2 separate regions of the Homo sapiens genome follow, and region 1 is linked to region 2. The links are chromatin contacts, found by Hi-C or POLR2A ChIA-PET in ENCODE. All regions are on one chromosome and are shown on one strand. The core of a region is the stretch at or near the end of the contact, and the rest is flanking DNA. Distances in the headings are between cores, read along the strand shown.

Region 1 (2,700 bases), core at 148-2,647, 3.2 Mb after region 2:
AAAAATAACTGGATATTAGCATGAAAGACATTTACCAACAAACCTTAATACAAAATCAGGAATACAGACAATACCAATCTAATCAGTGACACTAGCACATCAACTTTTGAGTGACTACTACGCAGATACCACAGTAGGCTTCCTTACATACATTCGACACAACCACATAAAGTTTAAATCCACCCAGCACCAACAAGAGCACCCAAAAAATGCAAAGGGGACAGATAGCTTTAAACACCTCACCTGCAACCTTGTTTTCTTTCAAATGTTCATTGAACCCACTATTACCGTCTCCTCGTTCTTCTCCAGCTGTTTGTTCAGGATTGGACACAACATCCTAGAAAATACACATACAAAATATCCCCATTATATATGAAATAGTTCAAAATGAAACCTACTATTTGTGAACAATTTTTCCAATCAACTTTATTGAGAAGGTAATGATCTTCTAAATACTTATGTTTGCTGGTTTTCGGTTTAAAAAAAAAAATCTGCTCAATCTTCTTCAAACAAGGTATCACTCACCAACACAGGATTTTCTTTGTGCGTCTGGAGATTAGGAAGGTGTCGAGATAGCATACTGAAGTGAGAACCAGAATCATCCTCTAGAACCTGGCTTTCAGGCTGAGAATCTTCAATTATCAGGCAAGGAGTATCTTGCTGAGAGAAATCTGAATCCAACTGACTTCCAGTAGGGTCCATCTGCTCCCCTGGAATGGAATAACAAAAGATCAGTTCCGTGTAACCTACTAGCCTTGCTCACGCAGTCTAAACCTAAATAATGGGGCGGAAGTACAAGAGCTGGGAAACGGGACCACTTCAGGACTCCTCCAATTAGAATATTATATTTATAATTGCTGCAAGCACTTTCCTATCATGCCTACCAAGTCACCATTCCTCGTTATTTACAATAAGCCTGACTATCCCTCCCTATTTTTCATCACCTTCTCGTAGACACCCTTTCCCCTCCTTCCTAACCTCTTCTCTCCCCGCCCCTTTTTCCATCCCCCCCGCCACGTCCTTCTGGCGCCTCTACCTCCCCCCAAAAGAATGTTTTCTAAAATCTGTTCGCCAGAGGCCCCACAGCCTTTCAGCTTTCCTCACGACCACCAAGCCTTCTTAGCTAACGTTTCCCCACCCCCTCCTTAGGGCCCTCCAACCCCTTCCCCGTCACCGCCGCCATGCTTGCCACCCCGCCCCCTCCGGTCAGCCATCCCTTCAGACCCGAAATCCAGGCCTTCAGAGCCCACTGCACTCCCATTTCTCTCCAAACAGTACCAGGCATCCCGGCGGGAGGTCCCTCGCGCTCGAGCTAGAGGTCTCTGCACGCTCCCCAAGTCCCTCCAGATCGATCCCTAGGTCGCCGCTGTCGCCACCGCCGCCACCGGCCGCGAACTCCCCCTTTCCCGTCACGTCACACAATATCGGATCGTCCATTCGCTGCCGCCGCCCGCCACTCAAGAAATCCCGTGGATGATAGGTAGCTGCGGCAGAGTGCCCTGCCCCACGTAAGAAAAAGGAACACGGCGGCGCGTTTCCATGGCAGCATGGACGTTGCAGGCCCTCCCCTTTAGTAGAGCCGGAGAATGACGGTATCCTTGAACCGAAGGGACCTTGAGAGGGCGTGAAATACCTTCCCCTGCTTCCAGGACGATTGCATTTACCACTACTCAGACATTTCAGTACCTCTACCTGCTTTTTCTCGTTCACGCCCCTTAATCCCCGTCCCTCACCCTCTTTCCTGGAAAAGGAGAGAGTTTCCCAGCTTTCTCATAACAGGGCAAAGAAGAAGCGGCTTGAGGATGGCTAGGTACTTCAGAGCTGGTGAACCCAACAGAAGAGACTCTTTCTTCTTTGACACAGGGTTAACCTGTGTCAATCAGGATCCCTTTTGTGGGCCTCTACCCTGAATCCAAGGGCCTGACATTACATCTCTGCCAGGGCGTTTTTAGTATTTGTTTGTTTTTACATTGTATAAGGGCTCCAGTAAGCCATATTTCTTCCCATTGCCCTTTTCCGCCTAGGACGTATTTCAAGCTTCACACTTGTTTATCGTTGCCTTATCTTTTATGGGATTGCCTGCAGAGACTACAGCCCCAGACATATTTTGCACCTCCCATTGAGAGAATTGAGCACTGTCATTCTCAAACTCCATGGTAAAGAGAACAGCTGCCACCCCTTCTAACTAGATGACCTCAAAGATACTTCCAAACCCAGAGATTCTATTATCCTAATTATGGTGCCAGGGTCTTAAAGAGGGTGTGGCAGCTGTGACGAGTCTTAATGAACTAAGCCCCATGTGGCATATGTGTTTGTTTTGTTGTTGTTGTTGTTGAGGGGTGGGGGTATATTATTTAAGTGGCAGTTGGATCCAGGATAGAATTCTAGCCAGAGCAGCTGTCAATAGGGAAAGCACCTAGCACAGTGCCAAACATATACATAGTAGGCATTCAATATGAGGCAGTTTTCTCTTTCTACCCCAGGCTCAGATTTATTTCGGCACAGCCCAACCATGATTCTCCATTTCTGTAAATGCCCAATTCAGCACGTGATATAGGCAAAGCTGAAGTGGAGCTTCCTACCAGTCTTCTCACTGCTGCTATAAATTACAGTGATCCTATTTTCCAAACCAAATTCAAAGCATGTTGTCTGAATACACGTTACTTATGGGAACAAAAGGACTGACTCCTTGAAACTGTC
Region 2 (2,707 bases), core at 62-2,561:
GCTTGAGGGAGGGTTCACCCACAGAACCCCATCAGAACCACAGTTCTGTTCCCCAACACACGCCCAGACAAGTCTCCCTCACTCATTCAGACACCCAGGCAGTCCATATGCCCAGTTCTGGGAACACAGGAAGTAGCATCCAAGGAGGAGGGAACCAGAATTCTGGAAAGCCTTATAGAGAGGGAATGGGGAGGAGAGAAGGCAGGGAGAGCAGAGAGCGGAAGGAGGGGGAGGGCACAAGTAAAGCCGCAAGGGAGAGTCTGAGCATGAAGGGTTGTTAGCACCTAGGGGGTCCAAAGACCAGGCACAGAGCCCACTGCCTGGCGCCTGGCCTGGAGCCAAAGAAGACAAACCTCACATGGGAAAGTGGGGAGGGGACAACCGCCCAAGCCTTGAGGTCTGGAGGGGATCTGAGAGTGAAAACGCTCTAGGAGTCCTGAGAGTTAAACTCCTCAGGTTCAGTGCAGCTCCTTGGGTCCAAATCCAGGCCAAAACCAGGAATTGGAAGACCCAAAAAGCGGGACCAGCGACCTGCGGCGAACTTTGGGACTAAGGTGGCAAGCGAGTCTGGAGAACAGCTCAGTCCGTGGCTCTGTCCCGGAGGCTCAGGGTTGGCGGGGTGAGGCGGGCTGGGGTACGCAATTGCGACGACTTCAGTAGAGCTCCGAAGCCCAGCCTGGACTGGGTGGAAGGAACACAACCAGCTGCGGCCCCAGTGAGCGCTCCAGGTGCCAGAACCGCCTACCCCTGGCGTCAACCAGGTTCTTTAGCTGTGAATGGGCCTGGGAGACCCACCCAGGGGGTACGCGGTGCGGGGAGCAAGCTGAGAGCTGGAACGTGGTATCTTCCCTATCCCTCTTACCGTCCCCTCCCAGAGGATAAACCTAGGCCTGGAGTCCGAAGCCCAGGCTGCTATTCCACCTGTCACTTCGGAGCCTCGGGGCGGAGCGGGGAGGCGCCAGAGTTGACAGCTCGCGCTCCGACCGCCCCCTTCTAGCTCCGCACTCCGCCTCGCACAACGCCGTTCCCCCTTTTAAAGAAGTGCCCGGGGCTCCACTCTACGCCGCGCCAGCCCACCAGGGGTCGCGGTGACGTCGCCCGTTTAAGAGCCAGCCTCCCTTAACTCTCTCTTAACGGGGCGTCCCGGCGGGGCTCGCGGCTCCCGGCAGCCGCCGCCTCCCCTCGCGGCACTTCCGGACCCCGGCGTCGCCCTTTTAAGGGGCAGCCCCCAGCAGCGCTCTCCCCGCCCCCTGTTGCCGGCGCGCGAGGCGGGGGAGCCGGGCTGGAGCGGAGCGCGCGGTCCGCGCGGCCACTGGAGACCAGGCGGCCGGCGGCCGGGCAGGCGGCGGCGGAGCGCGCGGCGGCGTGGCGGCGGATGGGGACGCGGAGCCGGGCGGCTGTGGCGGCTGTGGCGGCTGTGGCTGTGGCGGCGGCGGGGAAGCAGCTGACGGGCCGGCGGCGGCGGCGGCGCTGGCGGCGGTGACTGGTCCAGGCCCCGGCGGCGGCTGCAGCAACGCGGTGGCGGGCTGCGGGCGGGCGGCGTGAGGAGCGGCGGCGGAGCGCGGGGCCGCCGGGAACCGAGGGCGCCGGGCCGCCCCCTGCCCAGTCCTTGCAGGCCGCCAGGCCCCCTCCAGCCGGGGCCGTGGAGCACCGGGGCAAAGGCCGGGGCCCCCCCATGAAGGAGCGCGACGCGGCCCCGGCCGAGCGGGGCAAGCCGGCCACCTACACCGGGGACAAGAAGGCGAAGATGGCGGCCAAGACCAACAAGAAGTGGGTCCGGCTCGCCACCGTGTTCGCCTACGTGCTCTCCGTGTCGCTGGCCGCCATCGTGCTCGCCGTCTACTACAGCCTCATCTGGCAGCCGGTGGGCGCCGGGACCTCGGGGGGAGCCGCTGGCCCGCCCCCCGGCGGCTCCAACGCCACTGGCCCGTCTGGGACTTCGGGGGCGGCGGCGGCGGGGCCCAACACCACTGGGTCGTCCCGCCGCGAGGCGCCGCGCGACGTTCCCCCACTGCAGGCGGCGCGACCGGCGCCTCCGGAGCCCCCTGCGGACAGCCCCCCGGCCGGGCCGCTCGAGCGGCCTCGGGGGCCGGACGAGGACGAAGAGGAAACGGCGGCGGCGCCCGGGAGTCGTTGAAGCCCTCCGCGCTGGGGGCCGCCGGGAACCATTCTCCCCAAGCCCAGAGGCAGGACTTCGCAGCAGGATGGGGTGGAGAGCCCGCGGGAGTGACCCCCACGAGAGTGAACGCCCCTCACACTCCCACCATCGCCGGCTGGCCCCGGAGCGGGAGGCCCGCAGCCAGATCTTCAGCCAAGGGACCACGATTCGCCGGGGGGCTGGGGGTTTGCTGCCCAGGACCGTGCTGCACCAGGGCCCTGAGCCGTAGGGGGATGGGGGGAGGGGTGGGGAGATCCCGGCACCAAACCCTTCTGCGCCGCTCGCTCTGGTGTATCCTACATGCAGGGGTGACTGGGGCTTTCCCCCAAGACTCAGGGGAAGGATGGAGCTGTAGGGGCTCTTTTTAAGTAAGCTGAAGCTCTCGAAAGGAGGAGGGCACCAAAAGTAGTGGAGCTCAGGTACGTCAACCTAGTTGCAGTGGCCAGAGATGCATTAAATTTCTAGATCCCTGTATATAGTTGTTGACATATGCACTAGAAGCTATAATCACATAGAATTCTATGTATATCCTCCCACACCCTGGGTAGC

The links. A loop is a pair of places that touch in the nucleus more often than their neighbours do. ChIA-PET counts read pairs that join two places held with the same protein, here RNA polymerase II (POLR2A). Pooled maps may share reads with other maps.
Region 1: a loop to region 2 is called in a map of posterior vena cava, with 24 times the contacts of the local background. The contact joins the promoter of TP53BP1 here to the promoter of INAFM2 in region 2. A Hi-C loop is called at or near these places in 1 of 168 maps with a recorded cell type or tissue (posterior vena cava) and 1 of 50 pooled maps. POLR2A ChIA-PET finds 5 or more read pairs at or near these places in 1 of 52 experiments (activated T-cell).

The regions. Positions count from the first base shown.
Region 1 is chr15:43,491,759-43,494,458 of GRCh38, forward strand. It overlaps TP53BP1 (tumor protein p53 binding protein 1), which reads right to left and starts at 1,398. Exons shown (of 28, transcript NM_001141980.3): 1 at 1,279-1,398; 2 at 526-710; 3 at 244-337. The coding sequence starts at 1,285. RefSeq lists enhancers at 424-1,132, 1,133-1,839.
Region 2 is chr15:40,322,381-40,325,087 of GRCh38, forward strand. It overlaps INAFM2 (InaF motif containing 2), which reads left to right and starts at 1,312. Exons shown (of 1, transcript NM_001301268.2): 1 at 1,312-2,707. The coding sequence starts at 1,676. The coding sequence ends at 2,137. It overlaps LOC112268152 (a long non-coding RNA gene), which reads right to left and starts at 1,263. Exons shown (of 3, transcript XR_002957721.2): 1 at 863-1,263. RefSeq lists silencers at 1,000-1,369, 1,700-1,779, 1,790-2,019.